Linked DNA regions of Mus musculus: region 1 is linked to region 2. The links are chromatin loops, found by intact Hi-C in ENCODE. Cell type or tissue: heart. All regions are shown on one strand. Links, peaks and the distances in the headings refer to the core of each region. The heading gives the core; the rest is flanking DNA. Region 1 overlaps Prep (prolyl endopeptidase). Region 2 holds the start of Gm15934 (predicted gene 15934).

Region 1 (15,554 bases), core at 4,855-9,854, 150 kb after region 2:
TCAGCTGGTGGAAGCAGCCAGGACCAATTACAATGACAAACATGAGGACCAGCCATCCCTGGCGGAGGCAGCCAGTATGCTGCCAAGAACTCTGGTGTAAGATGAACAGGCATGTTCACACTCAAAAGGTTGGGAAAACAGAGGCTGCCCCAGTTTCTTCTCCCCGATGGTAATTCCAAATCCTGGGGCTTTAAAGTGCTTCACGGGGCTGGAGAGATGGCTCAGCGGGTAAGAGTACTGACTGCTCTTCCGAAGGCCCTGAGTTCAAATTCCAGCAACTACATGGTGGCTTACAACCACCCATAATGAGATCTGACTCCCTCTTCTGGAGTGTCTGATGACAGCTACAGTGTACTCACATATTATAAATAAATAAATCTTTTCTTTTTAAGTGCTTCAGGTATACTAGGTCAGCCCAGTACTTCATCTGTTCCTCTGACAAGCAACAAGGTAAAGTCCATGAAAATAGATGGCTGCCAAGCATCAGTGCCTGGCACCAGCCTCTCACCTCCCTGTCCACAGCTTTCTCTATTCCATTACAAAATGTTGCAAATGCCTGGTCAGGTGTGCATCGGGCAAAATCATTTCTCTCCTCTTCAACACAGTGACTGACAGCGTCTAGGGCAGCCACAGGACAAATGTCCCTGTGTTGGGGGTGCTTGCTCTTGCTTGCTCTGTAGTCACCATGCTCTTAAACGCAGCGTCTCTGAAGCACTTTAAAAGCCATGCTTGCCACAGACACAGTGATCACCATTTTACAGTGAATCTCAGAAAGCCCATCCCACTCCAGATGGCCAGTGCCACTGTATTGAGGAACAAATTATTTCTTTTTGAAAAAAATTGTTTTAAAGATTTATTTATTATGTATATGAGTGCACTGTTGCTGTCTTCAGACACACCAGAAGAGGGCATAAGATCCCGTTACAGATGGTTGTGAGCCACCATCTGGGTTGCTGGGAATTGAACTCAGGACCTCTGGAAGAACAGTCAGTGCTCTTAACTGCTGAGCCATCTCTCCAGCCCCGAGAAACAAATTATTACACAATGGAAATCCCACCAGATATTGCTACACCCTTCTAGTAAAAGTGTCAGTAGTATTTTTAAGACAGATACGATTCATTTCACAGATAAGATAAAAACTGCTGGAGAGAAACTCATGGAGAAAGCCGTTCCAACTTTAGTAACTGAACATCTACAACAAACTCAGGTTGAAAGATTTAAAAAAAAAAGATTCAATTATTTTTATTTATGTGTGTCTGTGTATGTGCATGTGTATGTAGGTTTTGTGGTGGTCAAAATTATAGAGGAATTATAATCCACCAACATGGCTGCCCTGGCAAGGGATAACATCTGAAGTCCTAAGTCTGTGTGATGCGGCGGGCTACACACCGTTAATCCCAAATAGTGATATCTAATTGAGAGGCAAAGTGACTTATCAGAAAAGGATTGACAGAATTAGTCAGACATAGGATTTGCCCAACTCTGGGAGAGCAGGGAGGAGGGAGGAGAGGGAGAGAGGAGGCAGTTTTTCGAGGAAAGGGCAGAGTCTGCCCAGGATCCTGCCATTGCAAAGGGGTTTTAATCAGGTAACATGGCTGCTCTGGAAAAGATCACATCCAAAGACCTGCCCCCAGCGTGCACGTGTGCCCTCTGCTCCTCCATAAGAGGAGAAGGTTTCACCCACCATCCAGGGTTATGAGGCTGGCACCACTCACCATCAATCAGTGTCTGCTAAATGAATAACAGGAGAACTGTACACTGAATAAACATTCTAGTACCAAAACACCCAGGCCAGCTCGATCCTGGGGCTCAAACCATCACTGGCCCCTGGCTCGGCAGCATAGCCTTTCAACGGGACTCCTACTTTCAGACCCTGGGCAAAATTCCTGGATTTACCTCTCAGGCCCCAGATTTTAAATTTTTGTTTTTAAATTTTAGTGTGTGTATGTTGGGCAGAAGAGGGAGCTGGACCCCCTGCCTACCAGGTGCTCTTAACCCCTGAGCCATCTCTCCAGCCCCTAAGCCTCCTTCTAATGTAGCGACTCCCCATCCCCTCCAGAGCCAAGACTCTGCCCTTGCGCTTGTTAATTCCTTCCTAGTTCCAATGCCCTGTCTAGAGAAGTAGCTGTTCCATAAGCCTCAAATTCAATGCCACATCCCTCCACAGAGGAACTACAACTGACAAATACTTATCCACCTTTAGCCACTCATTATATTGACCCCCTCCGCCTGAAATTCAGCTACAGGTACTGCAATAATAACAGATCAATCAGGCAGGTGTATTCTTGGCCTGATATTTCTAGTAAACCAGGGAAAGAAACTCCGTTTCTGACCGTTCACTCCGGAGGACCCTGGAGACTGGGCCTAGTTATGGTAAATTCCTATGCAAGCTAATCAAACCCAGTTCCTGATGTTTAAAAACAAACACTAGGGGCTGCCAAGATGGCTCAGCAGGTAGAGTGCCTGCTGCCAAGACTGATGACCCGAGTTCAATCCCTGGGACCCAAGCTGTGCTGGAGAGTTTATGTCAACTTGACGAAAGCTAAAGTAATCTGAGACAACTCCAACAAGCTGTCCTCCGTCACCCACCAACCCATACATAGCACAAAATAAAAGCCAACACTAATCTGTCCGTCAGCTTTTATGCTTTTCACAAAAGGTTTTTCCTTCATTTGTGGTTTTGTTTAAATGTACACTCGCTCCTTGCAGTGATTACAGCGTGGCACGTATTAGTTTAAGGACTTGAAGATAGCCTCCTTTTAGTCCACAGGAGGTCTATGCTTTGGATCTGCCCGGGGCCGCTCTGGCACATGGAAGTAGCCTCCTAGGTGTGATCTAAAGCCTGGAATCCCAGCTCAGAGAGGAACACTGGGTGAAGAGCAGCCTGAACTACATAGTGAGAGTCTGTCTCAAAGAACAGGAAAGAAAGAAATACGAGAGAGAAGCAAAGAAGGTTAACTGGCCCAAGCCACATACTCTGGAAATGATGGGGCTGCTATCTAAGTGGGGTTTTTGGTCTCTAGACTCCACATTCTTAGCTACTGTAAATAAGGGACCAGTCAATCTCCTGGCCCTTCCTTCAGGGGCTGCTCCTGAGACCTATGTTGGAGCCTTTTCTACAGTTGTCTATTTCTTTGCCTCTGCTTTTAGGGTGGTACTGAGTCTGTGCTTAGAAACCATATACTAGATAAATGCCTCGACGCGTATCCCATGTGGGCCCTGTATTCAATTAAGCAATGTAAGTATTTTAAATGGTCTTTCATTAAAAGTCCACACAAATACAGTAGCCTAGAGTCTGGCCATATAATGCTTTGCAGGCTGGAAATAATAAAATTAGCTCTGGCTGAGGGCTGTAAAGGATTATACAAGCTTTTTAAGGTCACAAATTCCCAGCTTATTACTAATAAAAAATTTTTAACATCTGACATTTTCCTTATGTGTAGCCGTTAACCTATTAATTTAGCGATGCCAGGGCAGAGAGCTTTATGGGTCTTAAACTGTTTAACTCTGGTAATTTATTGCAAGAGACTGCACCTGCATCATAAAAGCCCAGCAAGAATACTGAAATTCATTTCAAACCCTCATTACCTCAAAACTATAGCAGAACACTTATTTACTGTATTAGACAAATAAAGGAATAACCCAAATGCTCTGACTAGAATGTCGATTACAGAACAGAAGGGAACTGTGTGGCTTTAAATTCTTGTGGCTGGTAGTTAAGAGGGTGAACTATTAAAGAGAACAGATGCTAGACAGAAGAGAAGGGAGCAGGCTCTATGCAGTTCATGGCAGAATGAGAGGCATTAAACAAGACGCCATAAAGAGTGGCCCTGAATGGCTAGCTCTGCCAAGTGTATTAGAGATACAACCCCAGCATAACGTCCAATGACCGATACTCTTATCTGCATATTCCATATAAACCGAGGGGCAAGCATACACAACATAGTTTCCCTTGCAGAAAACAAATGGCAAGGGTCAGACACACCTATAGCTGCTATGATCTTCTGATCTGAATCTCTTGGATGACATAAACCATCAACATAGAGCCTCCAGGTGAGTCGGAAGAAAGAAGAGTTCATGATGAGTGGCTTCAAGTTAAGGAACAGCCTCAGGAGCCCAGGAGCTCCACTCTGCTCTGTAGTCCCCCACTGAGAAACGTGAGCAGGCCCAGGGGCTGGGCCTGGCTGCACACTGGCAAAGGCAGGCTGCAGAGCAGCGATCAATGAGAAGGGACTGTCTGGAGGTGTGGAGGCAGCTGCAAGGGCAGTTTCCAGAAAGCAGCTCACCATGGGGGAGGAGAAAGGGTTGCTGGGAGAGGATAGCAAATCACCAAGTTCAGAATTCCTGCTTGGAGGACACACGGCCAAATCCTTCTGATTGATAGTCTAGAGATGGCTATGCGAAGTGTGTCTTTGTATCTGTGCGTGGAGACCTCACTGGTGAAATTATATCCTTACCCTGAGGATTAGCAGGATGAAAAGATATACTTTTAATCGCACAGCCTTTTTTTTTTTTTTTTTTTTTTTTTAAAATCTGCAGCGGTAATCATCAAGGAAATGAAAAGCCAAAGATGAATAAGGGAATCCTATTCATGGCAGTCTTGAATGGAGCATTGGATGCTGTCCTGATGATAGATAAGAATTTCAGTGGGTGCGGAAAAGCTGCCTATAAAGCTAGCATACACTGTACAAAACCCCCTCCGAAAGAGTTTCATACAGCACCCCTGACAGTTAACACAAAGCCCGGGTACACTGGAAGCAAGCAGTCTTGCCAACCCTGCCTACAGTGGCCCTTCCCTCCTCTGCTCCCAGCATTCAAGGGTTTCACGTGTGGCCAAATGCTCATGGCTAAGGCTGGTGAGGGAGTGATGCCCCCCGTCACTGGTCACTGCTCTGCGTCATCAGACCATCTCCCCCACCACCCCCACAACCTCTTCTCCCTGGCGTCCACTGCGCATGCTTCCCTGGTTCTTCTTCCTTCCCGGTACCTTACTAAACATTGGTGTCCTTTGATACTTTTTTCCTCCTCACACACTACTAGAGTTCTGAAAGAGACCCTGGGTTCAGTGACCGCTATGCCCACATCAGCTCTCATGTCTGCAGCTCTCTGAGGACCTGGCAGGTAGATGATGCCATTTGTAACCCACACAGGCCCTGATCACTGATGCTAGCTATATTCTTGCTTTTCTGCTGGGCAGGCAGCTCTCTTTGGAGCAACCTCCTACGATACCCCCTTTCCAGAGCAGTCTTCCATGCTCCTCCAGGGGCTCCTCAGGACCTGACAACTCTTCCCCACCCCCATCAAACTGCAAGACATGTTGGTTATTTTCCCTAGTAAATTCCATCTTTCCATGTAGCCCCAGCATGGCCAACACTGCCAGATAAAAGGCACAGTGCTTAAAGGGTCTGTGAAAGAGTTCTCTGCTCCCGCAGCCCTTCGCTGCTCCCCCATTCCCTCTCATTCACTTGAACAAGGAGCTCTCACACCGCAACTCCTCATTACTTACATCAGGATGTGTCGCTATCCCTGCAAAAGGGACCCTGAGATAAGTTGTTGGTATTAAAAGTCATCCTTCGCATCCTTGCTTGGGGGTGACTTTGGAACCTCACTTAGGCTAAATCCACAAAGGAGGGCATTTTACAAGACACACAATGCTAAGAATCATTAAAAAAAAAAAAAAAAAAAAGTCCTGTTTTGATTCTCTTAGAGTGAGGCAGCACCTTTCCTGCTTTGGTTATAAAGTATGCCAAAAACAATTTCTAAAGACTAGAGCTTACAACAGCAATTCTGCAGTACAACTGTGGCAAACGTTTGTTTTTCCTTTACAGGCTGCTCTGAGTGGACAAGACCAGGAGGTCAAATGTGGCAGAAAGGAACAGCCCAGTGTTTCGAGGCTTCTGGTAATGAGTGTGTTTTCCAGCCCATCACCTGTCATGGCTGCTCTCATTCTGTCGAGCCTTTCTGCACACCCTTCTGGGCTCTGAGCATACAGCGGGGTGTCACACTGCACTCCACCCGGAAGAAAGACTGTGAAGAATAGCTCACATCCACAGCAACGAAGAAACAATAAAAGCCGGACACAGGGAGGAAGGGCTGCTGTGGCCCACGAGGGCATCTGACACTCTGACAAAGGGAGTGAATAAGTGGCCAGGCAAGGGTGGTGTGAGCATGGTGTGTGTGTGTGTGTGTGTGTGTGTGTGTGTGTGTGTGTGTAACACAACAAGGTGGTCAGTATGGCTGCACTCCAGTGGACAGGAGGAAGAGTGGCAGGGGATGAAGCAGAGAGAGGACCACAGCCAGGCTGTGGGGGCTGTGGATGCTACTCTAGGCTGGACAACTAGCCGAGGAAAGTGACTGTAAGGCCAGCTATTGGTTAAGAAGTCACAGCAGCCTGGGAAACAAAGTCAAGCAGTCAACTTCTCTTCCCTCTGAGTGACCTCAGAATGGGCTAATCTGTCTGTGAGAACCAACCCTGGCAGGGAAGCCAGCTTGCTACAGGGTCACATTAAGGACTCGCCTATGCACCCCACTGAGAACTCTCAGTTCTGTGAGGTTACAAGACCGCTGCTGCAGTCTACCCATGTTACCCCAGGGCAGAGTCCCCTAGATAGCTCGTTCCTCTGACTGACAAAAGAACATATTTAAGGCAGTCAAGGTGTTGAAGACAGTCCTTCTCGTATCCCACGCCAAGTATACATTAACTCTGCTCCGAGCCTTGCAGCTGGAGAAACCCAGTGACTGGAGAGGACAGAGAAGTTCCAGGAAGTAGTACTCCCCAAAGGCAGGAGGGACAAAGGACATGGAGAAGGATGGGGAGGGCCGGGGAACCAGAGGGACACAGCTAAAGGCAGGTGAAAACCAAACCTCCTCTGGCTGAGTCTTATCTCAGGCTCCCTTTTGCAGGCAAGTACTTTATTTGCAGGGCCTTTGCTTTAACAGTCTGAGCTGTCTGCATCCCGTTTTTGCATGGTTAAGTCCTTGTTAGCCCTAAGATTTCCATTTCAGTGCTTCCGAAGTGGAGCGTTCCCTTAGCCATTCTTGGTTGCAGGTTTTTAACTGTATTCAGAGACTCCTCCTAGTGTGCACTGTGGATGTTTATTTCTGTTTCATAAGGGCAAGGGCGCCTCCCCCTCCCCTGTGAATTGTAGGATGCTCTCCTCCATCCTACCTGTGCTCATCAATGCTGACAGGTTTTCTGATGGAAGGGCGGAGCATCACTGACAGCTGCCTGTGGGCAGGCCCAACAATGCCCGGACTACTCTGCCAGTTCTCCTCCCTTGGAGGCTTCTGGGCAGGGTGTCAGAGCCAGCAGTTCTAAAATAACCAGCGATCACGTCACCCATTATTCAGATCATCTGTGCTCCATCCCAGTCTTTTCGAAATATTTAAACTTTGGAATGGATAGATATGGCTTATGCATATCAGCCATATGCAGAAAAGCTGTACTTGCAAGCATGTGCAAAGTGATCTTTCCAATTGTTTCCTAAACGATTTTCTTGTAAAGTACAACTTCAGAATCAAGCACTACTTGAACTAATTATATCCCATTTAAAAACATGCTTGCAAGCACACTCAACACACACACACACACACACACACACACACACACACACACACACGTGCAGCTGAGGCCGGATGATGCGGTGTCATCTATGGTGTTTAACTTAGCAGACCCTGGTACAGAGGTGATCTTCGGTGTTTCAGAGTTAACGTGGGCATACTTACCAGCGCAGCCTGAGTTTATGAGTCTTTCTTTTGATACACCAACCAAGGCAAATGAAGAAACTGTTTCTAGGGTGTTGATAAAGCCCCGGTGTTGGGCATCAACTTCTACACGAGGACCTAAAAGAATCAGCTGCCAAGGCATCTGAGCGTTTGACTGAGAGCCTGACAAGAGGAGCCGGACCAGCTTCTCAGAACAACTCACCCCAAGTGTTCCTCCAAAGAACTGGGGCAATACGACGTCCACGGACACAGAGTCTGGCATGCAGTGTGTATAATGCACACTGTATTGCTAAGTGACGACAGCTGGTGCCCTTCGCCTGCCTGTCTTTGGCTCAGGATGACCTCCCAAGGGCAGGAGCCGTAAGAGAACATTACAGAGTTTTGGAAAATGGAACAAATCTGAGAATGAGAAGGGAAGTAACATGGCTGTACAGAAAGTGAACCTGGACCCTGGCCGGGGATGACTCCTGGGTTCAGCTAGGTGAAGGCAGGCTCTAAGAACTCAGCTCACATTTTACTGTCTGTGAACATCAGAAGTCAAGCCTCTTGGAACAAAATGCCCAGGACCTGGAGTGTCCAGCAGGGACTCACACAGCCTTCCATGTATATAACCAGGACCTGGAGTGTCCAGCAAAGACTCACACAGCCTTCCGTGTGTATAACCAGGACCTGGAGTGTCCAGCAGGGACTCACACAGCCTTCCGTGTGTATAATCAGGACCTGGAGTGTCCAGCAAAGACTCACACAGCCTTCCATGTGTATAACCAGGACCTGGAGTGTCCAGCAGGGACTCACACAGCCTTCCGTGTGTATAACCAGGACCTGGAGTGTCCAGCAGGGACTCACACAGCCTTCCGTGTGTATAACCAGGACAGCACATCTGTGCTGTACTTTTGTCTAACACCAGGCATGAGCTGAAACGAGCGAATCCACCTCTCTAAGCACACAACACTTAACATAATCAAGGGATTACACTTTTGGAAACGGAAAAATTTTCATCCCCTTTCTCAGTCCAAATTTTCATATGCTTGTCCTAGCCCTTCCTCCAGAGAGGTAACGGAATATTTCCCAACAGTCGGGATATTTATACTCAACCCTGGTCATCCATCACCATCCACGTAAACCCAGGCAAAGCAGAGAGGAAGGGAGAGAGAGAACCCAGAGAGCAGGTTAGGAGCCCACATTAGGCTCCTATTTTCTCTTCTCTCATTTTACCCTAAAAGACAGCAGAGCAGGAAGGTAAAGCAGGTGTACACATGGCCACTGCAATGTCCCCTACACATGGCCACTGCAATGTCCCCCTGGGACTTACTGACAGAGAAGACCCAGGGCCACCCCAGCTGCCTCCTGCCCAGGCTTCTGGATGAGGAAGACCTGAAGTTCTATCTGTCAGACTTTGTTTCTGTACTGTCCGGGTCCTCTTAATTCTTTGCCCCATGTCACTTATTGGAAGGCAGAGCTATGTGGACACACACCAGAGTGGATGCAGGCCTGCATGGTGGAACCGGAGAGAGGGCCACTTGCCTGGGTGCTCCCCACACTCACTGTGCAAGGAGCTGAGGCCTTCGCTAGTTTTCATAAGCTAAGCCTATTTATTTCTCTTCATCTCAGCACCATCAGGGAGGAAACGACAGATAAAGACGAACACAGTTTTCCTTTTTAAAGAGGCTCAAAGCTGCCACGTGGTGATCAAGATCTACAAACTTACATAAAGTGCCACAAGTTAAGTGTGAGCGTGCTGTGTGGCTATGCTGCGGAAATGCAAACAGTAAGCCAGTGAAGAAGACTCTGTTAGTATGAGCAGGTGAACATGAAAACACCACGAAGTATCTGTCACTCAAAATGGTTTATGTCATAAATAACGTATTTACAAAATGTAAATTTGTGGGGTTTGACTCCCATTACACGGAGAACACTTCTAATATTTACAAAGTTCCACGAGAAGTAATGAAGACCTTCTTAGGTCCTGGGCAGAGAGACAGTTTTAGAGGCAAGAGAGAGAATTTAGGAATCCAGAGTCCCATCAGTCTTTCCCCCACTCTGAATTATTAGAGGTGGAGAAAACAAACCCGAAAGGTGCACTTTGAACTTGTTGAGAGAACAACTAACTCATGCCAACTGATGTAGGACCCCCACAGGTCTGCAGTTCCAAGCGCTAGCCTGGGTCTGACACTACGTCTGATAAGCACTTACAAAGAACGGACTTCAGTCTACTCCTCTCGTGTGAGAGAGTTCCATCAGACCACCTCTAAATGCAGGTAAGCAGAAAGCATCTTATCAGCTTATCTTTCCTGATACACACAATAGCTGAGGCAGTAAATAGCTGGCAGTATCTTACTGTCAGAGGCGACATGTCCAATTTGGAGTGGCCTCCTTGCTTCAGTCTATGACAGACAGTGACAAGCACACATGCGGGGGCCAATAGGGAGGGCTGACTTAGTTCCTTCCACAGGTAGGCAGCTTCCCCTCCACTCAGGCCTCCTCTGGGCGCCACCTCCTCTCAGCACAGCCATTCTAGAGACTGAGACCCTCTCCATGTGTGAGCTCTACACGGACACTGACAAACCAAACCCAAACCTAAGAAGCCACAGCTCTGTCCTGAGCGCCAGACCCCATAATGGGTTATATATACCATGCAGAAAAGAAACCAATGGAGAAAGTCTGAAACCAGGGGCCCAGCATCAGCCTGTAGGCTCATGTGTCGTGACGCCATTCCTAACATGAGGCCTGTCCCTGGAGGGATCCTGTCCACATCCTTCACAGCCATGAGGATACTGGTTTCCCCTGCTTCCTCCCTGACCCAGACAACCCTTCAGAACTCATCTCCCACCTCAAATGCGCCTATATCCTCCAACCACAACTCTATTGCTTTGTAGGAGAAGCACATCCTTGTCAAGTGCTTGTGTCGGGACGAGGAGATGACTCAGTTGAAACTGCCTGCTACATATGCACAAGCATCGCAGTTTTCACTTCCAGCATCGTCCTAAAGGCCATGTGTGTCTGTAAGTCCAGCTCCGGGATGGGTTAGGGCAGCGGACAGTGGATTCGTGAGACACGCTGCTGGCCAGCTGGCCTAGCTGAGAGAGCGTGGTCCAGGTTTAGTGGGAAACCCTGCCTCAAGACTAAAGTGCCACATGACTGACAACGAAGCATGTGTCAACTCCCACCCTCCACATGTACATACGTGTACATGCACACACCCACACAAGCAGGAGCATACACACACACACACACACACACACACACAGTGCTTTTGTCTTTGTAGTGTGTGTTTGCTAATATCAACGATCCTGATTTCAAAACCATGGTGAAAGGATGGGAAAAGGGGATTGAAGCAAGGGGAACCAGGAAGCAAGTGGGCGCTGCTGTCGTAATATCTAATGAAACAGACTTCAAACCAAAACTCACAGGAAGAAGTAAAGGACAATTAATCCCAATTAAGGGGACCATTAACCAAGAAGACACTGCCATTGTAAACATACGTGCACCAAACTCTGGAGCAGCCAGTTCCACACAAAAGGCACACCCCTGAGATTAAAGGCACAGACCAAATCCAACTGGGTAGCAGCAGGTGATCTCAATACCCCGCCTTCCCCAACAGACAGGTCATCTGGACCACAGTAGAGAAACATCAGAATCAAACTATCATCCTACATCAAATGCACCGAATAGGCATCTACGGAATATTCCACTCTCTACTCAGCAGCGTGCCGGAGCTTCTCTAAAACAGACCACACCCTGGGACACAAAACAATTCTCAAACTCAGAAAACTTTAGGTAACTCTGTGCATCCGATCTGACCACAATTCAATAAAACTTAAAACGAGAGCAAACACATTTCTAGTAAGTACACAGACTCAGTGTGAATAAACACCTCAATACTGAAGGATGAATGGGCCAAAGAAGAAATCAATAAGGCTTCAATTTTTCTATGGGTCTTTATTTTTTCCCTTGGCTCTAAGGGTGAGATTTAGGCACCTGGCCACCAGGGGGCATGCAGTGCTCTGGTTTCAGGCAGGTCTGTATCAAGTAGGTATCAAGTTGACTCCTGTTTTATCTTTTGTGGAAAGCTGCTATGCGGTGTCCCCCACAACCAGTTCTGTTGTTTTGGGCTGGGCACATATCTCCCCTATGATTTAAACGACATCTCATACCTCCTTGTAACTCAGCCTCACTCTTTACATGCCAGCAGATGCGATCTATGCTTCTTTCAAGTGCACAGCTCAGCTGGGGTGGGCTAAAGAATAGATATAACATGGCCAGACCCCAGCAGGCATGAGACATTACGCTATGTGTGGCCATGCAACAGAAGAGGACTGGGCTCCTGTGCTCTCGCCTATGACCTTCAAGCCATGAACACTTTTGATTTACTTTCCCCAGGTGTTCAGAGCTGTGTCTACACTGAAAGCCATTTTGGCTTTTTTGTTTTTTTTTTTTTGATTGTGAAAGGATGAAGGCTAGCTTCAAACTTAAAAGATCCTCCTGTCTGAGTGCTGAGACCACATCCAGACTGATCCTATCTTTAAAAACCAATTATTAAAATGGTTAGGAACAGACGCTAGCGCAGACCCATGACGCCACCGATGTTTTCCACGTTGCTACGGAGCAGACAGGATGGCACTGCTTTGAGAGACAGCAAGGTGGAGCTTAAGTGTACCTGCCCCAGCATCAGCAGAGCTCACCACCGGCAGCCTCTACACTCCTCAAAGCCACAACTCTCAGGGAAGCAGTAAACCTGCCTAAGAGGCTTTATCACACAGAATGCCAAATTCAGTAATACATGCAGATATCTGAATTACTAAATACTTCATACACTAAGTAAGGGTGAAGACAGCTACAGCACAAACAACTATCACTGGTGGTGGTGCTAGGCTTAAGTTCGGTTTGACCTGACAGTTGTAGCATCAAATATGAACTATGCATTGTTAAACAATAAACAGACAGATCTAAGACGTTCAGATTAAATCAGTTGCTGTCTGATACACTAACAACTCCATAAAGTAAGCTTGCAAAACAAAATCCCCACCGTGCTGGGCCATGGCGCCCCGTCCCACATCGTCCAGGAGAACCAACAGGTTTCTTTACCTGGCCCCTCCCCTTATTCTAAGGCACCAGTGGAAGTCACTGTTCTCCTGGACCCACCGAAACGCATAATCCAATACAGAACCATTTCCTCAGGACAAAGTCCAGAGGAGCCCAGAGAAGCTCAGCCTAGAACATTTCATGGCACAGACTTTGTATTTTTATTTTCAATTTTAATGTCATAGACCTTATCATAAAAAACTTACAAATTAATAAACACTACACACCAAAACTAGACAACCCTAAAGTCGATACAAACTCAATGAACTTTTACCCAGCTAGAACAGGCATTTGGAACAAAAGCCACAGTTTAACATTAGATTTTACACTTTTGGTATTGAATATATTTTAGGTTCTTATCCACCACGAAAACCAAACAAAATTGCATGTCGGAACTGGAACTAGAAAACAATGACTGTATATCCTCTGGTACCTTGTGTCTGTTAGTGCATTCAGTCTCTTCTCGACCTCTTATACAACCCCTGTTCTCCATGCTATACTGCACCCGCATGGAATCTGTTCACATATAGAGACTTACTATGGGCTAGATAAAAGATATGAAAGAAAACATGCTTTTTATTGTTTTCTGATATTATGTGACCCACAGTGCAGATTTTATATGGTTACTCACTGAGGGCTGGCTATGTTCTCAAGGCTACCTGGATACTTTCATACTGTGGGTTATACATTTCCAGGCTGATACAAAGTGATGCTGTGTTCCAGACACGGAAGAGAAAGCACTGACGATGAGGCACTGGCCACAGAAGGGGCATATAACGTGCTTCTCTATCGTACAGAAACAGAGACCCTTACCATCCTTTCGGCTACGTCGTTACTTCAGATCTGCACAGACAAGAGAAGGGCAGGCCGCTCTGCACAGGGGTATTACACCCTCATCCAGAGTGCCAAAGCTCTACAGACATCTGTGTATGCAGGACGACATCATGTACAGGTGAATGCAAATGCAGGGGCAGCCAACTGAGAACAACTCATAGCATTCCAGGTCACTGCCACGGTGAGACCTCAGTGCTCCATGAAAACACTGCCCTTCACCCTTCCCTAGGCTACCTACAAAACTGTTACATAGTGTGTGTGAGAGAGAGAGAGAGAATGAGAGAGACAGACAGAGACAGAGACAGAGACATGGCAAGGGGCATACACTGGGGTCAGAGGATAGCTTGTGCAAATCAGTTCTTTCCTTCCAGCACGTGGGTTTCAGAGACCAAGCTCAGGGTGCCAGGCTTATCAACAAGCACCTTCCCTGGCTGAGTTATCTTGCCACGGCCCCTCCCTGTTTCTAACCAAGGCCTGAGTATACAGACCCAGTGTTACGGAAAAAGATTATCACTAGTACAGCAGACAGCTCACGTGGATGCGGGTGGGCCGCACTATGAACTTGGAGCAACACTTCATGGCATCAAAAAGCTTATCCATGCTCAAGAACATGTCCTAGCAACAGCAGAGCCTGTATGCTAGCACCACACATCAGTTATTACCGAGGTCACAGAAACCTAAAGGTAAAAACAAAGTCCAAACCTAACTTAAAAGAGCAGATGCTGGGGGTGATGGTAGTGCACACCTTTAACCCCAGCATGAGGCAGAGGTAGGTAGATCTCTGTGAGTTCAAGGCCAGCCTGGTCTTCAGAGCAAGTCCCAGGACAGCTATGGCTACATAGAGAAACCCACAAAAGAAAACATAACAAAACAAAACAAAACAAAACAGAAAAGATATCCCACTACTGTGACTCCAAGGCATGTTGGCAAACACAAATGGTCAATGCTAAGATTGAGGTACACAGCAGACCACTGTGAGGACGGTCACCCTAAGAAAGTGTCCTACTAAGTATAAAGGACAAGAGGCACAGGCAGTGACACCATGGCCGAACGCTTAAAATCCTTACTATTGCCTGCACCTGCTCATAAAATATGGATACAGGGGCTCTTCTAATTTATCTCGTCTTTTACACAACGTGAGACCGTTAAGGAAAGAGAATAGTTGGCGTATATTCAGCTCCTGGTCCATTTTCAGGTTTATGATTTTTTTCTTTCATTTTAGTCTGAGGGGGAAAAAACCAATCTCTCAGCTGGCTGAACCACAATGAGACTCTGAGAAGCCAGGAAGTGAATTCTGGCTACGCTCCATTTCTTTGTTATGCCCCGTTCAACCACAGCACACAATTCCATCCACTGATGACACGGGCCAGCGGCACCATGAGCACACGGCACGCTGAGGCTCAGCTTCTCGCACTGGCTGTGAAATTATGGATCTCGCAGCAGTGCAAAGGCAGAAGCACACTCTACAAGACAGGAGGTCCTAAGCGTCAGTGATTGTAAACCACTCACTCTCCTCCCCAGCCCCCACGGCAAGAGGGCTTCTCTCAGCCCCTGGCCGGAAATGTTCCACACACGATGTCATCTTTCTCTGGACCAGGGCAGTAGCATCTTTTCAGATCTTGGTGTGTTTCAATCCTTGGGCTTGCCGACATTTCCCGGAGAGTAGTGCCAACCTATGGAATGTCTGCATTCAAACAAACAGTCCCTGGCAGTGTTATAAATCTGTATCGACTTACTGAGAGTCTAAACTTTCTTTCATTTTTGTTAAAAGAGAAAGACGCGTATTACTGGCAATATGTGTGGGTAAGATTCCCAGGCAGGTTCCCCAATCTGTTTCACGAGGTGGCATCGCTAATGTATCTTAGCTTCTCTGGAAAAGACTTGGGCAGACAGGTTCTGATCAACCCGATGTG
Region 2 (15,554 bases), core at 6,343-11,342:
TAACAATGTTTAAAAGTCGGAAGTTCAAAGTCTCTCCTGAGATTCATATAATCCTTAACTATAATCCCCTATATTTCAAAAAGCAGATCACATACCTTAAACATCACAGAATATACATTAGCATCCCAAAACATCATAGTGAGGAAACACTGGACTGAAGCAATACTGCACTAAAGCAAGACCAGCTGGGCAGACTCTAAGCTCTATAACTCCAAGTCTGGCATCCAACTCCTTTCAGCTTTCAGTTTGCATTCTTTACAAAATTTAGAAAACAACAAGGTAACTTTACATTAAAAAAAAAAAAAAAATCAGGGGCTGAAGAAATGGCTCCGCAGTTAAGGGCACTTGCTGCTCTTGCAGAGGGCCCAGGTTCAGTTCCCAGCACCCATATGGTGGCTCACAGCTTCATTTCCAGAGGGTCTAACTGCCTTTTTTGACTTCTATGGGCACCAAGCATGCATGTGGTGCACATACATACATGCAGGTAAAATATTCATGAAGTACAACCAATTTAAACGTATCCCCAGCTAGCTTACAAATAAATGAGACCCAGACAATGGTTATTTTATTTGGCTTTGACAATTACTTGGGCGTAACCCCTAATCTACTTTTCTAACTGCTGGCCTGGGTACCTCCCCAGTGGTGCACCCCAGATACTTGCTGTTTCTCCTGGCAATGTACTCATGGCCCATCTCCCCTTATGGCGGCCTCCTCTCTCTATCCTCTTTCCTCCTCCTCCTCTCCTCTCTCTGTTCTAACCAGGTCACTCCTAACCCACCTACCTCTCATCCCTCCAGTAATTGGCTGTACCCAATTGTATTTGCCCAATAGTTTTAAATCAAGAAGCAAGGTTTGTACAACAGAAGCCTGGAAACAGGAGAAGTCACTTGTAGGCCTAGACCTTTGGGTATAGAATTTAGCATTACAGTATACAGCAACAGACCAAACCTCAACATACTCATACACATATAAAAATATTGTAATTGTAAAGATAGTAATGCATAAACACAAGAACTTAAAAAGAGTCAATGCTGTCGTATTTTCTTTAGATCTTTCCATCAATAAGGCCACAGGACATTGACTATCACATAGGCCTTTATCCTGAAGCCTTTCCTGCTAATAGATTCCTTATATATAAGGAATGTTAACCTACATTCAAATGCTCGAAATACATTTTGAATCCCTATACAATTTGAAATGAAATGCCCCATTAGTAAATACCTCATTTTTTCAAATTCACCTTTTCCTCCTGGTGATTAATTTTTAAAATTTTGTATGTGTGTTTAAAGAATATGTGCATATGTTTGTCCAATTTTTCAAATTCATCTTTTTTTTCTACTGAATAATTTTTAAGTTCTGTGTGTGTGTTTAAAGTATGCATGTCTATGTTTGTCCAAGTGTGCACACATGTGTATGCATGTAGAGATTAGAATCCTGTGTCAGTTGCCTTCCTCTATTGTTCTCTCTTGGTTTTTAAAACATGACCAGATACTGAACCCGGAGCTCACTAATGGCCAGACTGGCTGGCCAGCAGGCTGGGCGACCTGCATGAACCCACTAGTGCCCAGCACTGGGTTACACGTGTGTCCCTAACAGGCTGGGGCCTGACCTCAGGTTCTCATAGTCACATGGCAGGAACTTAACTGACTGATCCAGTTAACACTCCAGCTCCTGCCTGAATCATTTATACAAAGTAAAAACAGACAAAACAGGGCCTGAGGTGCTACCTTGCCTAAGATGTGGACAGCCCTGGGTTTGGTTCCCAGCACTGGCATGGGAAAAAAAGAGGAGAGGAGAGGAGAGGAGAGGGGAGGGGAGGGGAGGGGAGGGGAGGGGAGGGGAGGGGAGGGGAGGGGAGGGGAGGGGAGGGGAGGGGATAACAAGTCTAGTACCCCACATAGCCATTATCCAGATTCAACAAGTATCAAGGTTTTTCACAGCAAAGTTTTGAAGTTAAAAGCAAAACTGTCTTAGTTAGGATTTAACTGCTGTGAAAAGACACCATGATCAATGCAGCTCTTATAAGGACAACATTTAATTGGGGCTGGCTTACAGGTTCAGAGGTTCAGTCCATTATCATCAAGGTAGGAGCATGGCAGCATGCAGGCAGGCATGGTGCAGGAGGAGCTGAGAGTTCTACATCTTTATCTGAAGGCTGCTAGGAGAAGACTGGCTTCCAGGCAACTAAGCCCACGCCCACAGTGACACACCTACTCCAACAAGGCCACACCTCCTAATAGTGCTACTCCCTGGGCCAAGCATATTCAAACCATCCCTGAGCTTACTACTTAGCCTGCATTCATCTACAAACACCTTCTGAGGAGGACAGGCCTGCCGAGGAGCGGTGCCCATGCTCTCTGTGTGTATCAGACTTTATAAACACCTCCCTCCTCAAACAGCAACAGTCTCTCCATCTAAGAATCTCACAGATCCGGTTCACTTGTCTGGAATGCTCAAGACTACAAGTATTTCAGAGCTGTCTGAGTTCCTTCTATGTCTCTGTGACAACAAGATTACCTATGAGAACAACTTAAGAGTTCTCAGAAGTGTTAGACCATTACAGTGGGCGTGGCATGACAAAGTAGATGGTGTACTAGGATCCAGGGGGAATGCAGGAAGAGTCCAGCTAAGACACAGCCACAAGGACACACCACCGGTGACAGTCCTACTAGGCCAATCTCCTACCATTACCACCTCCCAATAATGTCACCAGCAAACCCATCCAGGAATGAACATTAGGTCAGAGCTCTCAAGACCCAGGAGAGTGGCATCACTGGCACATTCAGAGGTTGGCTTTTTCCTGCCCTTCCTTATTCAGCCAACTTGACAAAAAAAAAAAAAAAAAAAAAAAAAACAAAAACAAAAACAAAACAAAAAAACAAACAAACAAACAACAAAAAAAAAAAAAACGGACCCTTCTAAGAACTTGTATTAGAGAGTATCTGCTCTCAGGTCCCAGAGACTCCCCTATAAGCTCAGGAAGTTGCTGGTTCTCTCCTGACAGTATTCCACACCCCTTTCCTTGATAGTCCTATCCTGGCCAATCTCAGTGTGACAGCCTCAGGGGGTTATTTCTGTTAAAGAACACAAAGTAACAAGTCACTGTAGATCTGTGTGAATTAGCCCTGGATCCTCCTGGCTGGAGGGGGAGTCCCTAGGCTGGAGAAGGAGTCCCTGGGCTGGAGAAGGACTCCCTGGGCTGGAGGAGGACTCTCCACAGTTATACTGCAGGAGATTTAACCCATCTCCTGGCTGGAGGAGGACTCCCTGGGCTGGAGGAGGACTCCCTGGGCTGGAGGAGGCCTCCCCATGGTTATACTGTAGGTGATTTAACCCATCTCCTGGCTGGAGGAGGACTCCCTGGGCTGGAGGAGGACTCTCCATGGTTGTACTCCAGGTGATTTAATCCATCAAGTTCTAGTTATTTATTTTAGTTAATACCAATAATAATTTTTCCATTAACATATTTTACCCAATTTCTATACTTAGATAAAGGAGGATTTTTCCCTCTTTCCTTTAAAAAATGTAATTAGTAATTTAATATGTTCCTCTTTTCCACAGGTAAATTCAATCAAACTCTGTATCACTCATAACCCTAGCTGAACAGTATAATTACAAAAAAAAAAAAAAAAACCCTCAACAGGTTTGCATATCCATCATAGACATTTTCCAAAGCAGTTTTGAAATCTGCTTTGTTACACATCATAGCGAATGCTTCCAGATTCTCCTGGTCAGAAAGAGCAGACAGAGGGGCTGTAGCTGTCCACGTGAGCCTTGAAGATTGTACTCTGGGATCTTGGCTTCCTGTGACATCAACAGCATAGAACGAACGAAAGCATTCTCAAGCACAGGCTACACAATGATTCAGCTATTTTGAAAAACTAATTGGATTAATAAGCTTAACTATTGAATGCCTCCTGTTTAACCATAAAGTTTTGACAACAGAGAATGCTTTAGATTTCAGTTTGGCTTAGTATCTCAAACTATTGAAGACCACACACAGATTTTCCAGGACAGAAGAACCTCGGGTTATTTGGAAACTGGAACCAATTAATCCCTTTATTTTTGCAAATGGGGAAACTGAGGTCCATTTTTTTTGTTTGTGTCTATAGCTCTGTTGCTGTTGTTTTCTACCATGAAGGACAACACCTAATTACTGTACTAGCTTAGAATAAATATTTCGTGCAATAGATTTTAGAATTAAAAAATGAGCAGGGAAACAAAATAGTCACAAAAGGCAACAACAACAGGCACCAATAATACTTTTTCCAAGGCTGTCACTAAGTTTAATTGCACTTTTGCAAGCGTGCAAATTGAAACAGAAACATCAGGAGGGTGGGTAATTTTGTTATTTTTGATTCAATTTTCTTTTAAAAGTGGGATTCTAAACCTACTTTCCATTAATTTATTAAATGTTTATCCTTTTAGTATTTTTTTCTTTTTCTTTTTTTCTTTTTCACTTTCCCCAGATGTTACCTGGCTGAAATTTCTCCCCCTCGATCTTTGTACTGCATTTTGACACTGTCTTTGATCCTTTCCTACAATACAGACTCTCAAAACTAAACCGCTAAAACCAATCTTGATGATGAGATGACATGTGGGGTGTATAAATGTCGTTCTTTCTCTGGCAAGGGGATCTCCAAGTACAGAAAGCAGGTCAGAGTCTAGCTGCCCTTTGACCCCAGCACCTACCACACGCCCTAACTGCACAGACCCCAGTTGGGGTCTTAGTCTTGGAAAGGAAAGTGTTACAGGGCATGACTCGCCCATGGTGAAACGCACACCTGCCAGGGCCCCAGGATCTGCTTTTCCTCTCGAAATATTTTCCTTGGGGCACCAGGTGCCTAGGGCGCCGCGAAGGTTCTGGAGCACTGGTCTGGCAGCTTCGTTGGGGGGAGGACCGCTCGCTCTCCCGCGATCCCTAGGGGAGCTGCAAGCCACGCGGCGCGCACCGGGCTCCAGGGCGCGCACAGAGGGGACGCGCAACGGGGGTCTGAGCCTTTCCCCGTTCCCGGTCCGGGCAGCCCTGCGAAGTTGCTGGGCTGCCACTCCCGCGCGGCTCTCAGCTTACCTTCCCGGCCTTCACGACGCTCCCGATGGAGCCCGTAGAACTTTCCAGCCGAGTGAGCAGTGGCAGGCGGCTCTGGTGACTCGAAAACCCACGGTCCGAACCGCTCTCGCCCCGCTGCCCGCCCGCACCCGCCGGGATCCCGGACGCGTCCTCCCGCGCCCGCTCAAGCAGGGCGCAGCCGATCAGAGCCGCTCCCAGCGGCGGGGACGGGCTCGGGCGCGCGCTCCGAGGCAGGCGGGCAGCCAGCGGGTGCCAGCAGGGTGCGGAACTCGCGAGGCTCTAAGTTGGTAAAGACTCATGGTAACCAGTCTTCGGCCCAGACCCTGGGCTACCCTTGGTGGAGAGTGATGGAGGTGAGCACCAGCACGGGAAGCAACTATCTGCCTTCTCACCCGGCCACAGACAAGAAAAATCACCAGAGAGGTGTGGGATATATATGTGTACTGGGCAGAAAAGGGGCAGTGTTTATTTGTGAGTAAATAGGTTGGTTAAAGGGGGAAAAAAAAGATAAAGGACATAGATCATAAAAGACAAAACACAAATGCCACATAAGTTCAAATAATAGGAAAAAGGGGGGGAGGGGCAATTTAAAGCAAGTGTCACATGCATTTTTGCCTCTATGAGGTTTTTATTTTCTTCAGTAGACCAAACTACGTGGTAACTGTGAATAAATACGGGCATGACCTTTCCAAGTCGTGTTTGAGGAGGTTTTTACTGTAGATACTAGCGGGAGTATAGCCCGAGGCATCTGAAAGAGTCTAGAACAGGGAGAGTTTGTAGAACACTGAATATGAGCCACAGACTGAACCAGGCCATGCGAAGGTGGCACATGGGGTGGGGGTGAGGAAGAGAAGAAGAGAAGACAGAGAAGACGTAGATAAAGATCGCGGAGAGCTAAAAGCCAAGAGAAGGAACGACCAAAATGTCAGGATCCTGTAGGAACACGCAGCTGGGCGAAGGAAAGCAGGGGTAAAGAAGTTTAGGGTGGAGGGTGGGGTGAGAAGAGCTGAGACTAGCCAGGATGCTAGCAGGTACTTGCAAGGTGGAGACAGTGCTTTGATATGCTAATAGCACCGCAGTTAACTCTGAGTTTCCTTTGGACCTGACCAAAGGAGGAAAAATGAGACACACAACTTAAAGATTTCAGTGCCATCCTTTTTGCTGATTTTCATTTTATATAACCATTCTGGTAGAGATGACTCCAAGAAGGACATTTTTTTTTCTCGTGTTTTTTATTTGTTTTATTAGGTAATTTATTTTATTAGTTAGTTAATTTGTTTATTTGTTTGTTTGTTTGATTGATTTAGTAGTTACTTTGTTTGTTTGTTTGTTTGCTTGCTTTCTTGTTTTGAGACTGGGTCCCTCCACACAGCCCTGGCTGTTCTGAAACTCACTATATGGTTTAGACTGGCCACAAACTCAAAGGGATCCACCTGCCTCTGCCTCTCTGCCTCTGCCTCTCTGCCTCTGCCTCTGCCTCTGCCTCTGCCTCTGCCTCTGCCTCTGCCTCTGCCTCTGCCTCTGCCTCTGCCTCTGCCTCTGCCTCTGCCTCTGCCTCTGCCTCTGCCTCTGCCTCTGCCTCTGCCTCTGCCTCTGCCTCTGCCTCTGCCTCTGCCTCTGCCTCTGCCTCTGCCTCTGCCTCTGCCTCTGCCTCTGCCTCTGCCTCTGCCTCCCCAGTGCTGGGATTCAAGGAGTGTACATCACACTCAGCTCATTTTTCTAGTTTTAAAAACATGTATTATCACTGTTTATGTGTCTGCTGTGCAGAGGGGACTGGAGGACAGAGGACAACTTTGTGTAAGAGGTTCCTCTTATTCCACCTTTTCATGGGTTCTGCGGATCCAACGTGGATCATCAAGCTTGGCCATCTGGGCCAATCTGGGCCATCTTTTTGGTCCCCATGACAAACATTATTTATTGAGTAATCGGAATCCGTTTTAAGCCTCAGAACGACCACGAAACCAAGACTAGAGATGACAAGAACAAAGGCCAAGCATCCCAGTTTCTGTACCATGGACGGCTGGAAACCATTTGACTTCCCGGCCTTTGTTCCCACTCACCACTTTGGAATTTGCTCCAGTGTTCAAATTTATCTGGAGAAAAGAAAGAAGGCTAGAGAAGTAAGAAAGCCATGAAAGTTTATGTCAGATGCATTCTGGATTTGTGCTCGATTGTATGAGCGTCCTGTGTTTGAAATTGCTGGGATTATATTCATAATGTTAAGTTTGAAAGCTTAGAAGCAATAAAGTTATGCTGTGTGACAGATTCTGGTGGCTACTATGTTCTATGTTTCTTCTGGAGTGCAGGTGGGACCTGCTGTTAGAATAAGCGGCACAATCCTGGAGGTCCACCACGCTGCCGGACTCCCGTAGGAAGTTTTATTGGTAGAGGAGCCTCCAAGGGGATGAGAGGGAAAAAGAGAAAAGGGGGCTGTGGCTTGGAGTACAGGTCTTTTGTTTGTTTGTTTGTTTGTTTGTTTTTCAAGACAGGGTTTCTCTGTGTAGTCCTGGCTGTTCTGGAACTCACTCTGTAGACCAGGCTGGCCTTGATCTCAGAAATCTGCCTGCCTCTGCCTCCCAAGTGCTGGGTGCACCAAGAGTACAGGTCTTTTACCTGGACCGTGACGCATGCGCAAAAGGATGTACAGTGGGTGTCATGGCAATGGACACAGGAGTGGTGCTATTGTCTAGAGATGATGTGTCTTGTCTCTTGGTCCAGGAGCTGTCTGTCTGTCCAGGAGTTTCTGGCTGTCCAAGGATGTACTGCATGATAACACCTGTGGCTTGCTTCTAAACAGTGGCAGAGCTGACTCACAGATGCCACTACTGTGACCACAATCTGTCATAAAAGGCTCCCTTTAGCCATCAGACTTTCTGTAGAGACCATCCTTTCTGGCTTGGTGAAGAAAATGGCCATGACATCCTGTGGTGAGCAGGCGTGGTAGGCTCTAAGAGTCCAGAGGCAACCTCCAGCCAACAGCCTCTTGTCTATAAACCAGTGACATGGATTCTAACTGTAAGTTTAAGTGACCTTGGAAGTTGATTCTTTCCCCACCAAGAATCCAGGTGAGAACTTCAACCGTGTGATGTCTCAATTGCAGCTTTGTAAAACCCAAAGAAGTCCATGCCAGGCTTCTGACTCATCCACAGACTACAATTCCTTCCACAGTCAGTGTTGTGTAAGCATGACTACTTAGTAGCAACCTTGTTCTCCTCTCTTCCCCACATGCACTTCATTACCTTGACACCAGCAGAGTCCCTTTGAGATTAAATACCTGGTCAGTGGAGCCTCAAAGGTGTAGGACTCCCTGGGTCCTCTAGCTGCATAAGAAGAGAAGTCTTCCTTCTGTCCTGTCCTGTCCTGTGGGCTTTGCCCTGTACTGGTGCTAAGCAGGAAGATAGCTTTGCTGACTAGTTGCCCTGTGATGTGAGGAATATTTATGATAAAGAGTAAGTCCCAGGTAAAATACTACATCATACCTCAGCCCACAAGTCTTGGTAGAGCTTCAGTTTGAGACTTGCCTTCCTGCTCTCATCAGCTTGTCCTTTCTCTAGCCTCAACACTTGAGGCTTATGCAGTAGCTCACTAAATGCCCTGACTCCCAGATGAGATCCAGCCCAACGTGTCCCCTTTCCCTCTATGCCAGCTGATCTTATGCCAACTTGACACACAAACTAGAGTTATCTGAAAAGAGGGAACTTTAAGTGAGGAAGTGCCTCCGTGAGATCCAGGGGTAGGGGTAGGGGTGAGTTTTTAGCTACACCGATTTGGCTCCTGGCTGACTGCACCAGCCCCGGAGCTATTTTTGGATTCTTGAATGAAAGGTGCACACACACTAGCTTATTTTTAAAGTGCCTTGGCTACCTCGAAGGCACTCCTAAACCTTCCCCTGCTACCCCAGGCCCAATCAGGAAAGTGGCCAGTGGCCATCTACCCAAAATCTTACATGGCTGGTTGGCTTTATCTCCTGCTGCTCCTTCATCCCATCCTTCTTCCCCAAGTCCTGGAGTTCTGTGTCTCCTCCCCACTGTGTCCTTGCTCGCACAACTCTAAGGTCCCGGCCCATCTTCCTTTGCCCAGCCATTGGCTGCTGACATTTTTATTGATACATCAAAAAATTGGGGAAAAGACCTTTAGCATTTGGACACACAGAATCCTGATTGAATCAAAGCATTAGAACCAATTTCCAACATGTATGGCATTTTCTTAGTGATTGATGGGAGAGGGCCAAGCCCATTGCGGGTGGTGCCATCCCTGGACTGTGGTCCTGAATCTTATAAGAAAGCAGGCTAAGCAAGCCATGAGAGGAAAGCCACACTCCTCCATGGCCTGTGCATCAGCTCCTGCCTCTAGGTTCCTGCCCTGTTTGAGTTCCTGACCTGATTTTCTTCAATGATGAACAGTCATTTGGAACCATAAGGTAAATAAACCCTTTTCTCCCCAGTTTGCTTTTTTGGTCAAGGTGTTTCACTGTAATGATAAAAATCCTAAGACACCATCCCTCCCTCCCTCCCTCCCTCCCTCCCTCCCTCCCTCCCTCCCTCCCTCCCTTCCTTCCTTCCTTCCTTCAGTCCTTCCTTTATCTCTTTCATTTTTAAGCCTGCAATAATCCTTCCTAGTTCTGTTTATATCTTTCACTTCTTTCTATTACAACATAGTTTTACGATATGAGTAAAACATATGTTGTGGGAATTTGGCAGGAATATGACATTGGAGTAGGAGGAAGTAGGCTTAGATCTCTTGGTCTTGATAAGCCCCCAGAAACAGTGATCACCGGACTTTGTTTTATTGCCTTGTTTGTTCCTTAACCTAGAACTGATCTTATTCCTTGCATGCACTAGAATGGTATAAAAGCAGGCTGGAGAAAAAGAAAACAGCCTCAGCACTGGCTGGAGTCATGTTATAGTGTTGTCTAATTGTCCTTTTCTTTTCCATTCTCCCTCCCTCCCTTAGGACCCCATTAACGGACTGAACTGGTCATATATGTGCCTCTGGGCACGCGTGTGCAGGCTCATCTTGATTGCATTGACAAGGGAAGACTTACCCACTGTGGGTGCTCCTCCCCTGGCTGGGGTTCTGGACTGTCTGGAGAGCTGAAGGGCAGGCAGGAGTGTGGTCATTGTTCTCTGCTCTCTGGTTGAGTATGTAGTGTGACCAGCTGCTTCAAGCTCCTCCTTCCTTGATTGCCCTGACATGATGAGCTGCACCCTTGAGTTGTGGGCCAAACACATTTGGCTTTTGTCACCATATTTTATCACAGTAACAAGAAAAGACAGTAATGCCCCATAGCATGGCTGTCCTCTTCATCACCCAGTTCCTTCCATCATTTAAGCGAAACAGCCCAGTGCTGTGCGCATGACTCAGGGGGCACATGTATGATGACCCCTGGTGGGCACGTGTATGATGATCCCCGGTGGGCTCATGTATAATGATCTCTGGTGGGCACATGTATGATGATCTCCGGTGGGCACATATATGATGATCTGGTGGATACATATATGATGATCCCCAGAGGCAAACATCCAGACTGAAGCTCTGAGGTATATCTACGTGAATTTTATCAGTTGTTGACAAACTGTTCTCCAAAGTAGCCATGACAGCTTATCCTGGGGCCAGCTGCATGGGAGAGCACAGCTTTTGTATCCTTTCTTCATAAAGCCCACTTGCCCTTGGTATCCCCAATTAAAGTCCTATGCTGCTGCTCTGTGCTTCTTTTATCATTTTTTTCTTTCTCCTCCTTGTTGCCTCCCTCCTTACCTCTTTCTCTCCACTTTTTCTCCTGCTCTTTTGCATTTTCATCTTCTTCTGTTTGTGATTCTCATTTTTTTTACTTTTCACCAATGCAAACAATATCACTATGCAGTTATAAGGCTTTCAGTCTCCACAGAAGGAAATGTTGTACCCTAAAACCTTGCTTCACTCCCCTCTTTCCCTGTCTCCCAGATCCTGGCAACCACTAATCTTTTTAAATCTATAATTTACTTATTCTGAGCATTTCCTATAAGTGATTCCTATGATGATCCCCAGTGGGCACATGTATGATGAAGATGTGACATGGTGGATCTGGTTTCTTATACTGAGCATAATGTTCCTCTAGAATGTCATTCATTTGTCATAGCTGAGTAACATTCTCTTTTATTGATGGCTCAAAATCTGTTAATCCACTTACTTAGTGAGCGTTTGAACACACCTACTTCTGTTTGAATAGCAGCCTTCAATGGAGAATGGGTGGATACATAGGAAAGGGATTGCTGCGTCCAGTGGAGAGCTACGTGAGATTGTTTTAGACACACAGCCTCTTTTCTGTGCTGCTCACCATCTCTCATCCCGCCAGCCGTACCTTAGGGTTCTAATTTGTCTACATCCCTGACTGTTTATTTAGTCTGTTTTATTATTACAGTCTGTTTTAAAAGCATGAAAGCTGTCTTAGGGAATATGAACAGGTGATAGTATGATTTGCATCTCTGTAATTAATCATTATGTTATATTCTTTCATATGCTAATTGGGCTTTTGTATATGTCTGCTGCAGAAATGTCTGTTCAAATCCTTTGCTGGTTTTCTAGTTGGGTTGCTTGTTATTGTTGGTTTGTGAGATACCTTTACATAGTTTGGACACCAGATTATCTTTACCTTTCGATATTTTCTTCATTCTTTGTCGTGTTTTCATTTTCTTGACATTGATGTTAGATATGTGAAAGTTCTAAATTCTACAGAAATCTAATTCATCTAATTTTTCTTTACATGCCTTTTTCTTTTGTTCTTTTGAGTTGTATCCAAGAATTTATTGTCAAGTCTAATGTAATGAAGAGTTATCCATGTTTTTTTTGAGAATTTTTGGAGTTGGTGGCTTCACTCCTTTTTGATCACATTTTTTTTGTTGTTGTTTTGAGGGTTTTGTTTTTTGTTTTTTTTTTTTGGTTTTGATCTATAATGATTTAGTTTGTGGGTTGGGGGGCACTAAGGACTGAACTCAGAGCCGAGCACGTACCAGAAAGTGTTTCACTAGTGAACATTGGGGGTTCGTTCATTAGTTTTTGTGAGGGAACAAGCTACTTTTGTTCTTTAAGGTAGATGTCCAGTGTCCCAGTGCTGTGTTGGGACAGTCTGCATTTTCCATTGAGTGGTTGGTCAGTCACTTTTATTGAAATCAGTTGACCAATTAGGACTTTCAGCCTTATTACATACATTAATGCATATGCAGATCTTTATCTGCAGCACACGGGTTTGGTAACTGGTGCTTTGGGTCTGTTTGGTTGGTTGGTTGGTTGTTGTTTTTTTTTTTTTTTTTTTTTGGTTTTGTTTTGGTTTTGGTTTTTGGGTTTGTTTTTTTTTTTTTTTTCAATGACTGCGAATTTTATCATTATGTCTCTTGGTTTTCATCTCTGCCAAATGGCTGTTGGAATTTCAATGTGATTATGATTCAGTTGTATTGTCATCATCTTTGGGAGGGGGGGTTACTTTACAGACAGGTTACAGTCTAATATCAGAGGAAGCCATGGCAGGAGCTGAAGCAGAGATCATACAGGAACACTGCTTCCTGGGCGCTCCCAGGCGTGTGATGTGCTATCTTATACAGCTCAGACCCACCCGCCTAGGGATGGCACCTTCATGATAGGAAGTCTCCCAATGCACAAACACAGGTGTCCACCTGCTTCTTTGGGTCATTTGTAATTTCCCTCTACATTATTCTATAGTTTTCAGTGTATGAATCTAGTTCTTGGGCAGATTCACTCCTGGGGCTTGCTTTTGCTCACTCCCCTGGTACCCTTCATCCTGTTTCTTAATTTTTTAAAAAAGATTTACTTATTTATTTTATGTAGTCACCATTGCTCTTTTCAGACACACCAGAAAAGGGCATCAGATTCTATTGCAGATGTTTGTGAACCACCATGTTGTTGCTGGGAATTGAACTCAGGACCTCTGGAAGAGCAGTCAGTGCTCATATACTATTTCCTAATTTTTTTCTTTTTTTTTTCCATTTTTTATTAGGTATTTAGCTCATTTACATTTCCAATGCTATAACAAAAGTCCCCCATACCCACCCACCCCCACTCCCCTACCCACCCACTCCCCCCTTTTGGCCCTGGCGTTCCCCTGTACTGGGGCATATAAAGTTTGCGTGTCCTTTGGGCCTCTCTTTCCAGTGATGGCCGACTTGGCCATCTTTTGATACATATGCAGCTAGAGTCAAGAGCTCCGGGGTACTGGTTAGTTCATAATGTTGTTCCACCTATAGGGTTGCAGATCCCTTTAGCTCCTTGGGTACTTTCTCTAGCTCCTCCATTGGGAGCCCTGTGATCCATCTATTAGCTGACTGTGAGCATCCACTTCTGTGTTTGCTAGGCCCCGGCATAGTCTCACAAGAGACAGCTACATCTGGGTACTTTCGATAAAATCTTGCTAGTGTATGCAATGGTGTCAGCGTTTGGATGCTGATTATGGGGTGGATCCTTGGATATGGCAGTCTCGACATGGTCCATCCTTTCGTCTCAGCTACAAACTTTGTCTCTGTAACTCCTTCCATGGGTGTTTTGTTACCAATTCTAAGGAGGGGCATAGTGTCCACACTTCAGTTTTCATTCTTCTTGAGTTTCATGTGTTTAGCAAATTGTATCTTATATCTTGGGTATCCTAGGTTTGGGGCTAATATCCACTTATCAGTGAGTACATATTGTGTGAGTTCCTTTGTGAATGTGTTACCTCACTCAGGATGATGCCCTCCAGGTCCATCCATTTGCCTGGGAATTTCATAAATTCATTCTTTTTAATAGCTGAGTAGTACTCCATTGTGTAGATGTACCACATTTTCTGTAACCATTCCTCTGTTGAGGGGCATCTGGGTTCTTTCCAGCTTCTGGCTATTATAAATAAGGCTGCTATGAACATAGTGGAGCATGTGTCCTTCTTACCAGTTGGGGCATCTTCTGGATATATGCCCAGGAGAGGTATTGTTGGATTCTCCGGTAGTACTATGTCCAATTTTCTGAGGAACCGCCAGACTGATTTCCAGAGTGGTTGTACAAGCCTGCAATCCCACCAACAATGGAGGAGTGTTCCTCTTTCTCCACATCCACGCCAGCATCTGCTGTCACCTGAATTTTTGATCTTAGCCATTCTGACTGGTTTGAGGTGGAATCTCAGGGTTGTTTTGATTTGCATTTCCCTGATGATTAAGGATGTTGAACATTTTTTCAGGTGCTTCTCTGCCATTCGGTATTCCTCAGGTGAGAATTCTTTGTTCAGTTCTGAGCCCCATTTTTTAATGGGGTTATTTGATTTTCTGAAGTCCACCTTCTTGAGTTCTTTATATATGTTAGATATTAGTCCCCTATCTGATTTAGGATAGGTAAAGATCCTTTCCCAACCTGTTGGTGGTCTTTTTGTCTTATTGACGGTGTCTCTATTTCCTAATTTTTAAATTTTGTTTTAGAAGCTGAACATTTTCCCGTGTAAATACTAAGTCCACTACCAAGTCTTACATTGTTGTGAGGAAGTCTCAGGACTGCAGTATAGAAGAGCCACCAACTTGCCTCTCTCCAGGGGCAGCTAGGAACCCCAAGTCATTCTTACTGAGCTCTGAGTACATTTCTGTTGTCTGTCTTCCTTTCTTTCATTCTGTCTTCCTTCCTTCCTTCCTTCCTTCCTTCCTTCCTTTCTCTCTCTCTCTCTCCCTCTTTCTTTCTTTCTTTCTAAAGGTTTTTTTTTTTTTTTAATGTATGTGTGTACACTGTAGCTTCTTTCAGACATACCAGAAAAGGTCATCAAATCCCATTACAGATGGTTGTGAGCTACCATTTGGTTGCTGGGAATTGAACTTGGGGCCTCTGGAAGACCAGCCAGTGCTTTTAATGCTGAACTATTTCTCCAGCCCTTGTGTTGTGTTTCTAGGCTATTCATTGATTGGTTATTATTATTATTATTATTATTATTATTATTATTATTATTGGTTCTCCACTGCCTTTAAAAACATTTTATTTTTTATGGTTATGGATAATATGCCTGTGTGGGAACTAAAGGGGCCAGGGGAAGGAGGGGGAGGGAGGATAGCCCATGTCTGGCCAGAGTTCCACCTATGGTCTGGGTAGGCAGATGCGGGAGAGCTGCCAGACACTTTCCACTCAGCCCTGGGTGGGCATCTAAGCCATTGACCCCTAGGGGATAGACAAGGGGCAGCCTCAGAAACTAGAGGGCCCTGGGGTGACACCCTGTCGCCCTGGGGTTATAGGAGAGAGGGCTGAGGGAGAGAGGTTCCCACACAGGTGAGATTAAGCACAGCAGGCCTTGACTGGAGCACAGGAAGGCCTTCTGATGGGAGATTAGAAAGGGCTCATTAGGAGAAAGCCTATCCCATCCTCCAAGTGCTGCAGACCTTGATGAGCAGAGAGGAGTCTATGGTTTTAGAGCTTTATTATAGAAAGGCAGGGGGAAAGAGAGAAGGTAGAAAGAGAGAAAGACCGGCCATGGCCAAGAGGAAAGGGGAAA

What was found. A loop is a pair of places that touch in the nucleus more often than their neighbours do. Peaks named below come from ENCODE experiments on the same cell type or tissue, not always from the same donor. Only the 100,000 strongest peaks of a DNase experiment are listed, where the experiment ranks them.
Region 1: a loop joins it to region 2, with 4 times the contacts of the local background. A loop is called at or near these places in 1 of 42 quality-filtered maps.

What each region holds. Positions count from the first base shown.
Region 1 is chr10:45,128,744-45,144,297 of GRCm38, reverse strand. All of the region lies in intron 10 of Prep (prolyl endopeptidase), which reads right to left. Among named protein-coding and RNA genes, the nearest start is that of Prep, 69 kb to the right of the region's middle. In heart, for the core only: no CTCF peak of the experiment used is centred there; no DNase peak of the experiment used is centred there; H3K27ac peaks cover 3,195 bases.
Region 2 is chr10:45,279,093-45,294,646 of GRCm38, reverse strand. It overlaps Gm15934 (predicted gene 15934), which reads left to right and starts at 5,231. Exons shown (of 2, transcript NR_155869.1): 1 at 5,231-5,424; 2 at 7,014-7,336. Popdc3 (popeye domain containing 3) reads right to left here and starts at 5,342. Exons shown (of 4, transcript NM_024286.1): 1 at 5,072-5,342. In heart, for the core only: no CTCF peak of the experiment used is centred there; a DNase peak (open chromatin) is centred at 8,836; H3K4me3 peaks cover 444 bases; H3K27ac peaks cover 967 bases.